3 separate regions of the Homo sapiens genome follow, and all the other regions are linked to region 3. The links are chromatin contacts, found by Hi-C or POLR2A ChIA-PET in ENCODE. All regions are on one chromosome and are shown on one strand. Each heading gives the region's core, a stretch centred on a gene start or an enhancer-like site at or near the end of the contact. The rest is flanking DNA. Distances are from core to core; before and after follow the strand shown. Region 1 holds the start of CCR3 (C-C motif chemokine receptor 3). Region 2 has its middle 15 kb from the start of CCR1. Region 3 overlaps LOC105377067 (a long non-coding RNA gene).

What was found. A loop is a pair of places that touch in the nucleus more often than their neighbours do. ChIA-PET counts read pairs that join two places held with the same protein, here RNA polymerase II (POLR2A). Pooled maps may share reads with other maps.
Region 1: a pooled map shows a loop between it and region 3 (5-fold over the local background). The contact joins the promoter of CCR3 here to the enhancer-like site in region 3. A Hi-C loop is called at or near these places in 3 of 50 pooled maps. POLR2A ChIA-PET finds 5 or more read pairs at or near these places in 3 of 52 experiments (B cell, WTC11 and activated T-cell).
Region 2: a loop to region 3 is called in a map of B cell, with 5 times the contacts of the local background. The contact joins two enhancer-like sites. A Hi-C loop is called at or near these places in 1 of 168 maps with a recorded cell type or tissue (B cell). POLR2A ChIA-PET finds 5 or more read pairs at or near these places in 6 of 52 experiments (GM12878, HEK293, MCF 10A and 3 more).

The regions. Positions count from the first base shown.
Region 1 is chr3:46,241,184-46,244,246 of GRCh38, reverse strand. It overlaps CCR3 (C-C motif chemokine receptor 3), which reads right to left and starts at 1,787. Exons shown (of 2, transcript NM_178329.3): 1 at 1,709-1,787.
Region 2 is chr3:46,221,536-46,224,735 of GRCh38, reverse strand. It overlaps a transcript of CCR3 not described here. Among named protein-coding and RNA genes, the nearest start is that of CCR1, 15 kb to the right of the region's middle. RefSeq lists an enhancer at 2,899-3,068. Within about 2 kb of position 1,820, at least 2 of the 41 ENCODE cell types and tissues checked have a DNase peak (open chromatin) inside an H3K27ac peak, as active enhancers do; they include B cell, where a contact is called at or near this core.
Region 3 is chr3:46,185,893-46,188,970 of GRCh38, reverse strand. LOC105377067 (a long non-coding RNA gene) reads right to left here. Exons shown (of 2, transcript XR_940805.3): 2 at 1-39. Among named protein-coding and RNA genes, the nearest start is that of CCR1, 21 kb to the left of the region's middle. RefSeq lists an enhancer at 1,293-1,432. Within about 2 kb of position 1,755, at least 3 of the 41 ENCODE cell types and tissues checked have a DNase peak (open chromatin) inside an H3K27ac peak, as active enhancers do; they include B cell, where a contact is called at or near this core.

The DNA of each region.
Region 1 (3,063 bases), core at 538-3,037, 55 kb before region 3:
TAATCATGCTTATTTAACCATTGCCTTTTTGTTGTGTGATTAAGTTATTCACAATTTGCTCTGCTATAAATAATACTGCAATAAACATATTTGTGTGCATTTTAAAATTATTTCCTTAAGGTATATTACACAAATCACAATTTCTACATTGAATTATATTTCGAAGTCTCTTGATGCATTTTGTCAAATTGCTTCCAGAAAGTGTGTAACAATATATATACTCTTGGCACTAGTAGGTGATGGTGCCCATTTCAGCAAGCATCCATCAATATGGAGAAGATCTAAAAGAAAGAAAAAATTACTTGGCCAATTAGATGGGCAAAAGGGTTGCCATTATTGTTGTAATTAACATTTATTTCATTACTGATTTTTTTTAACTACAAGTATTAGTCATTCATATTTCCCTTCCTGTGATTTATCTCTTTGTGCCCTTTACCCAATTTATTCTGCTGTACAGATCTGCTTTTTTCTTATTAAGTCATACAAAGGGCTCATATTTCTTCTCCCAGAAGAGCTAACTCATCCTGCGTGGTTCAGTGTAATCATCACCATTTTCTGGAAAGAGCTGCACTTCAAAAATATACTTCAACTTATACCACATCCATGTGGAAGACCCCTTATTCCCACCACTCTCACTTGAAGTACTTGTCAAAGTTAACACTCATCCTCTGTCAATCCAGGCGTTTCCAGAAGAATCGGTAAGGCTTTCTAGCTCTACCCTCTAACACAGACAATCTCATTCACCCAGAAAAAAAGACACCAAATCAATCAACTGACTCATCTAGTAGCTTGATTTAGTGTGGATTTTCAATGAAAACTTCAAATAAATATATATATTTCCACACATACATACTTAATGCACACACACATATGTATATAATCAGCCCTCTGTATCCATGGGTTCCACATTTGTGTATTCAACCAATCACGGATCAAAAATATCTGGGAAAAAGCTCCACAAAGTTGCAAAAACCAAGCCTTGAATTTGCCACGCAGCAAGTGCTATGTTGACTCCACATGAATGAAGCGCTCTGTATGCGTTGTATTAGGTATTACAAGTAATCTAGGTACTTGTATTTAAAGGGTACTGGAGGATATTTGTAGGTTATCAGCAAATACTACATCATTTTATATAAGGAACTTGAGCATCTATGAATTTTGGTATCTGCAAGGGTCCTGGAACAAATCCCTCACAGATACTGAGGGAGGACTTTGTATATATAAAAATGTATGTGTGTGTGCGTATATATATATATATATATATGTGTATATATATATATATACACATATATATGTAAAATTATATTTTTGCTATTTCTTACAAGTCAATATAAATAAACACAAGCTATTAAGTGTAAGCTCTTTGGAGTAGTCATATGCACATAGTTGAGAATTTGTGAAAGTATAGGAGGGTAACATGGGCACAGATGTTGACTAAAGAGGTATAAAGGGCCAAGTTTGGGTGAGTGCTACACGCAAACTTATCATTGTGTGGATGGGAGACAGAAAGGGAAAATTAGAAAAAGCAAGAAGAAAATGGAGATATGTGGCCATATTTTCTCCCACTCTGGCCCCATACTACCTCTAAATTGCTGTGTACCTTCCTCTCCTCCCTCCTAGATCCAAGAGCACTGCTGGAAGTTACTACTTCCACCTGCCTGGACCCCTCCTTGTTCCACCTCCCTTTTCCTGGAAAAGCGACACCTACCTGAAAATCTCTTCTAAGTAAAAACTTCTATTGTATTTCGATAAGTTCTTGCCCGGATAAGCACAAGAAGACCAGTGGTACCTGCTAATTTAGTGAAGTCCTTGATATGTCCAGTGATAGCTTAGGCGTCACCACTCCTGAAACAGAGATACCATCAGATCACAGACATTAGTAAAGTAGTAAACAATGTAAGTATATAACTTCCTGTTTTAAACAGACTAGCTTCTCAGTTTTGCAAGTTTTCAGAAAGATACTTTCGTGCAGTTCTTCTTTTTCATGATTGACACCACATACTAACCAGTCACCTGAGAAATCCTTGCAATTAGTGCTGCTTTAGGGGCTCTCCACCCATTGGCATTGCTCATTTTTAGTGGTGGGGGGTTGTTATAATTTTTTTTTTTTTTTTAAGACAGGATTTCATTCTGTCACCCAGGCTGGAGTACAGTGGCATGATCTCAGTTCACTGCAACCTCCACCTCCTGGGTTCAAGGGATTTTCCTGCCTCAGCCTCTGGAATAGTTGGTATTAGAGGCACATGCCACCATGCCTGGCTAATTTTTGTATTTTTAGTAGAGACAGGGTTTCACCATGTTGGCCAGGCTGGTCTCAAACTTCTGACCTCAAGTGATCTGCGAGTCTCGGCCTCCTAAAGACCTGGGATTTATAATTCTTGAATAAGCATTGATTTGACTCATCGGGAGACAGGATGAAGAATGAAATAAGAATTTCCCGGCAAAGGAATAAACTAATTATTCTGCAGGGTCCAGTAGACACTTGGATGGGGCAAAATGTGGCTGCAAAGGTTTAGACAAGTCTAAAAGACTTGAGTTTGAGTTTCAGTTGTGGCATACACAGCTACATAAGCTGGGGGTAGTAATTTAAACTTGCTGGACCTCAGCTTTTTCATCTCTAAACTGGAAATAATGATATTTAAGTCATAGCATTGCCGTGGAACCAACTAAGATAAATATGTGAAAAGTCTCTGCAGAATATACAGGGCTAAGGAAATGTAAAGTGTGGGTAGAATGCCACTGTGACATAAGCGTCATAGGGCAGAGCCATGTCTCAGGGCAAAGCGTCACAGGGCAGAGCCATGTGCCTGCTGTATGTGCTGATGTGTCCCTTGGGACCTAGCATGGCACTGGGCACAGAGCAGGTATTCACCCAATATTTGTGGGAAGAACTCTGACTAAGCATGAAGTGATCTTTGATACACTGACTAACTCGACAAATGAGTGTAATGCACCAAAGTGTTTATCAAACGTTTGATATGTGTGTAGGACTGTGCTGTATGCTTCATGATAAAGAAAACATAGGAACAAAAGACAAAGAAAGAGGAAGGAGGATAAGAGAGA
Region 2 (3,200 bases), core at 571-3,070, 36 kb before region 3:
TGACAGAGTCTTGCTCTGTTGCCCAGGCTGGAGTGCAGTGGCATGATCTCGGCTCACTGCAACCTCCGTCTCCCAGGCTCAAGCAATTCTGCTGCCTCAGTCTCCCAAGTAGCTGGGATTACAGGTGTGTGCCACGATGCCTGGCTAATTTTTGTATTTTTAGTAGAGACAGGGTTTCACCATGTTGGCCAGGATATCTCAAACTCCTCACCTCAGGTAATCTGCCCGCCTCAGCCTCCCAAAGTGCTGGGATTACAGGTGTGAGCCACCGTGCCCAGCTAATTTTTGTATTTTTATTAGAGATGGGGTTTCACCATGTTGGTGTTAGCCAGGCTGGTCCTGAACTCCTGGCCTCAGGTAATCTGCCTGCCTCAGCCTCCCAAAGTGCTGGGATTACAGGTGTGAGCCACCGTGCCTGGCCCAGGGTTTGGTTTTTTGTTGATGTTGTTTTGCGTTTTTTTCATTTTAGCCATTCTGGTGGTTATGTGCTGCTGTCTCATTGGTTCGTCTCATTAAAACCAGTGGTTTTAATTTGCATTTCTCAAATGATTAGTGATGCAGAGCACATTTTCACATACATGTTAGTTATTTGGATATCCTCATCTATGAAGTTTCTAATCAAGTCTTTTGCCTATTTAAAAAACAAGAGGCCATTGGTCCTTTTCTTATTAACTGGCAGGAGTATTTAATCGATTTTGTATATGCATCCCTTTATTTGAAAGAGCTCTCCCTGAGCTGTTTCTGGCTGTGGGCACTCATGCTGCTTTCTACCCAGCTCCTGGCACACCCTGATCACACCCGATGGAGACTCTATTTACCGACACCTCTGGGCTTATGTTTCTGAACCTGCTCAAGTCATCCACTGTCCTCTAGTACCTCTATCCATGTCCCATACCTGCACCAGCACCCTGTCCGTGGCCAAGTTTCAGGCAAGCCATGGGATCTAAAATGTCTCTCTCCCTTCTTTGTCAGGAGCCAAAAGAATTCTTGCTTCCTGAAACTGAGGCAGGCTGAAAGGGAAAACAGATTGATACAAGTGACACGTGATAATGTCACTCTGAATAAAAGAGGTCAAACTGTACTTATCAATAGTCACACATACATACATGCACACACACACCTGCATGCATGTACACAACATGCATGCACACACACAAGCATCAACTTTAATCAGCAAGTCCTTACACTGACCACCTCTTATATATATGCATCTCAGTGCTGGGTACTGTGGAAAACATATGAAAAAGGATTGGGCATGGGCCCAGCAGCTGAGAAGCTTACAATTTAGCTGGAGAGAAAAGATGTAATACAGATAACATGATATAAAATGCTGTGTATTAGACTGTATGTAAGCCCAGACTCAAAAGAGATTTTATTTGTTTGTTTGTTTGTTTTCAAGACAGAGTCTTGCTCTGTCACCCAGGCTGGAGTGCAGTGGCACGATCTCGGCTCACTGCAACCTCCACATCCTGGGCTCAAGCAGTTCTCCTCCCTCTGCTGGGATTACAGATGTCCACCACCACACCCAGCTAATTTTTGTATTTTTAGTAGAGACAGGGTTTCACCACATTGGCCAGGCTGGTCTCGAACTCCTGACCTCATGATCCACCCACCTCAGCCTCCCAAAGTGTTAGGATTACAGGCGTGAGCCAACACACCTGGCCTCAAAAGAGTTTTAAAACTTGGCATGCAAGACTGTAAGTGTTAACTTGGGCTGGACCTGGACAGGGAGTTTTTAGAGCACTTCCTTAATATACTTTCTCCTTCCCCTTTTTAGCATGAAGGGTTTCTTGACAATTTTCTTGCACATAGGAGACATTCAACAGATGTTTACCAGTTTGACTGAGGCATAGGATGAGGAAATAAATAGCCACGTAGCTCCCATCGGCTGAACATTTACCAAGTGCCAGACACATATTGAATCATATTTAATTATTGCAACAATCCTGAGAAAGAAATATTACTCTCACTATTTTAAACGTGGGGAAGCTGAGGTTCTGACAAGCGGTAAATAAAAATGCCCAAGGTGGCATGGCTGGCATCTGAGGGCTGTGCCAGGTCTGGTGTGCTGGAGGACTTGCTGCCTGTGGCAAGGTGCTGCCATTGTCTGTTGCTTGAACAAGGTGAGGAGCGCAGCATGCCTGGCCATGCATGATGTCTGAAGTTAGAGCCCAGGACCTAGGGCACTAGATCTGTGGGGTGGGGCCCTGAAAGATTAAGGGACTCTGGAGGTTTTTCTCCTGAGTTCTCTACTAGCCTGGCAGTACCCTTCAAGAAGAATCCTAGGGCTTCCTGATAGGTAGCTTCAGAGGCAAGGCAGCAGCAAGAGGGCGACAAATTAAATAAGAGAAAGTAACGCAACCAGGCTGCCTGTCAGCCCCTGTAACTTCTCCAGATTATCATACTGGACCCATCACTTGCCCAGTCTAGCTAGAAGTTCATCTATCCCCATGAAACCCCCATCTCCCCACCTCCACCATGGCCATCCAGGAATGCCCTAGGTGTGCCATACTCTGTGGCTGCTGTGTTGATATGGATTGGTGGTGTGGCATGATACATGGTCCTGCTTCCTCTGTCTCACTGCTCTGAAACAGGAATTCAGACATGGGTCCTTTGATGTGGAGAGTGTCACGCCTTATTGTCCTAGAGAGTGGGACAGCCTGGGAGGCCTGCCTATCTGACCTTCAGGGCTCCTGCCCAGTCCTCAGGGGGAATCTTCAGTGCCAGTTTGTGTGGAGGAAGCCTGTGGGAAATTGTGTGGACAGCAGTGGCAAGAGAGGGGCTGGGGAGGGACTAGGGGGCACACGGGAAGAGGAAAGGCAGGCAGAGCTAAGTGAGGGGTGGCGGCCAGTCAGGGGCCCAGACACACTCCTTCATGGACCCCCTTCTTTGTCTTCAGTGGTCTTGGGTAGGTCTGCTTTGCAAGGGGCAAAAGAACACAGGATGATCCTTTGGAAGAAGTGAATGTGCATTTCAACAACCGGAAACCTGCCAGGGGTTCTTGGAGGAAAGCAAGCTCAAAAATGAAGGCTTAAGCAAAACAAAATAGCCCACCCCGCAGAATAACCCACAGAGGGAAAAGGAAGACAGGAATAAGACTAAAAGTCTAGAAAAGGGAAGTGCAAATTGGGTTCAAGATGCCTCAACTGCAGGCAGAGCCGTGTGGTTTGAACTGTTTGTGTGACTTGAAACATAGCCCA
Region 3 (3,078 bases), core at 506-3,005:
AGACTGCAGTGTGCACAAGCCACCACAGGGCCCCGGAACCTGCTGGCACATTCACAGCGTTACATTACAGCTGTTGCTCCATTCTCTCGTGAATCTCAAGTTAGTTATATAGATCCCCGGGCCTGTGCTAACCTGGAACCCTACTGACAGTGAGTTCTGGGAAATGTAGTTCCCGTTTAAACTGACATTGTATAAAGTCATCGCAAATGAGTGATGTTAATTTTCTTCTGTATGCTTTCAGTGCTATCTAACTGAAAAAAAAAATACATATATTTTTTTAGAGCAGGATCTCACTCTGTCATCCAGGCTGGAGTGCAGTGGTGACCACAGTTCACTGCGGTCTTGAACTCCTGGACCCAAGAGATCCACCCGCCTCAACCTCCTCAGTAGCTGGGACCACAGACCCATGTCACTACACCCAGCTAATACTTTATTTTTATCCTTTGTAGAGACAGGATCTTGCTTTGTTGCCCAGGCTGGTCTTGAACTCCTGGCCTCAAGGGATACTCCTGCCTTGGCCTCCCAAAGTGCTGGGATTACAGGCATGAGCCACCAGGCTGGCCTATCCAACTTTTAAAATGGCCACATCATAAGAAAAACTATTCTTTGTGAAAAGAAAGAAAGGAAGGAGAAAGGGCAAGAAGGAGAAGAAGTCTAATGGGGGGAAAGTTGGGGAAAGAGAGTGAGAAGGAGACAGAGAAAAGAAAAAGATGAGCAGTTGCTTCTTAGAAGAACACAGTGGGATGAACATTCCGGGGTAAGGGTGTGGAGTGAATGAAGGCCAGAAGCATGACTCTCTCTGGGACCTGCACAAAGGTTAGTATGACTCCCGTCATGTGCAGGGGAGCAGGAGTGAGAGGGGGAGCATGGGGCAGTGAGTGGGCTGACTGGGACATGGGGCCAGAGCAGGAGGCTGTGATGAGTCACTGAGCTTGAGTCTCCACTTCATGAGGTGACTCCCAATGCACACTCTGAGCACAGAGTTTAAAAAGCAGGTATTTGTAAGCCAGAAGTCCCTGTGTAAGCACTTTCACATCTCTCTGAGCCTCACTTTTCATAGTAATAGAAAGGGGTACTTTAAATAATGGTAATTATATTGAATAAAGGTCTTGCCAAATAGTGACAGTTGCTCAAAACCCTCTTATCCCCATACAACTTAGTGCCCTTTCTCCTCCAAATCCCCCATGGCTCACTGCTCTCCCAGATCCCAGGCCTCTGCTGCTTCCCATTTGTAACAATGTGGATAAAGCTATGTGGGCTCCACAGAGCTACAGATAGGCATCTAATAACTACTTATTAAAAATATCTATTGGCCAGGCATGGGGGCTCATGCCTATCATCTCAGCATTTTGAGAGCCCAAGAGTTTGAGACCAACTTGGGCAACATGGCAAAACCCTGTCTCTACAAAAAATACAAAAATGAGTCACTCATGGTGGTGCACACCTGTAGTCCCAGCTATTCAGGAGGCTGAGATGGGAGGATTGTTTGAGCCCTGGAGGTCGAGGCTGCAGTGCGCCATGATCACACCACTGCACTCCAGTGTGGGTGACAGAGTGAGACCCTCCCTCAAAAAAAAAAAAAAAGCATCTGATCCAAAGTGGCCCCCTAGTTTTATTTGCACTTCTTACAAGATTTCCTCGAAAGGAAGATCAGATATATTTATCTGAAACAGTGTCACACTCCAGTGATTTCTTTGCAGTACTCTTATGTACAAGACACTTTCAGGAAGCTGACACATTGTGGCCATTCACACTTGACTTCCACTGCCTGTCAAGACAACTATTTTCCTCCTCAGCATTTGCTTAATTCTATACTTGGTTCTTGAGAGGGAGAAAAAAAAGGGGGGGAAGTCACCTCTATAATTTAAATTTTGTATATGTGTTTTTGCAAAATTGCAGAAGTTCAAGCTGCTTTATACTCTATTTGTCAAAACTTGATTTTCTTTATCATTAAAAGGAAGCAAGGCTGGCGAGGGGGTTGTCTGAAAGTAAATGTGATAGACACTACTAAATGTGACCACAGAAAGGCTTCAAGGATGTTGCCCACAGCTGTGTTCCTAAGGAGAGAGAACTAGAAACTCCCTAGAGATACAGCATTCATTTATAGCGATGAATAAAATAGACTGTTTCTGCTTTTTGTTTCTTTTTTGCATCTTTTGTATATATTGAGGGTAAAAGAGAGAAAAACAAGAAGCAAACAAAAATAAAACAAAAACCCAGGAGATTGGTTAAATTGATTTAGTGATATGCTAGAGCCAGCTTGTAGCAATTCATAAGAATCAATGGTGTGACTTCTTCCCAACTCCATATGTTATGTCATGTAGTAGCTTTAAATTAAACACTGTTGGAATATTTACACAGGGAAATTGGCAAATACTACAAATCAGGGCTTTTTTAAAAGAGATGATTGTCAAATATTTACCAGGACCTCACTGTTTATAGTATGTTCATAAAATAAAATATTAAGCTATTATCATATTAACTTCTAGAAAAACATTTCATAATATAACTATGTGTATGCAAAAAAAATGACCTTGGACCCTCACCTCACACCATGCACAAAAATTAACTGAAAACAAATCATAGACTTAAATGTAAGAGTTGAAACAATTAAACTTTTAGAAGTAAACATAGAAGTAAATCTTTAGGACTTTGGGCCAGACAGATTTCTTTTAAAAATGTGATTTATAAATGAAAAAATTGATAAAATAGACCTCATCAAAATTGAAAACCTTGCACTTCAAAAGATACCATTAAGAAAATGGAAGGACAGGAAAAACACTGGGAGAAATATTTGCAAAACACATTTATGATAAAAAGCTGGTACCAGAATTTAGAGAGTGCTTGTATAACTCAATTGTAAAAAAACAATCAAAGATAGATGCATGCTCTCACTTATAAGTGGAAGCTAAATAATAAAAACACATGGACACAAAGAGGGGAACAACAGACACTGGGGCCTACTTGAAGGTGGAGGGTGGGAGGAGGGAAAAGTTCAGAAAAAAATACTTATCGGGTACTATGCTTAGTACCTGGGTGAGGAAACAATCTGTACACCAAACCCCTGTGATGACACGA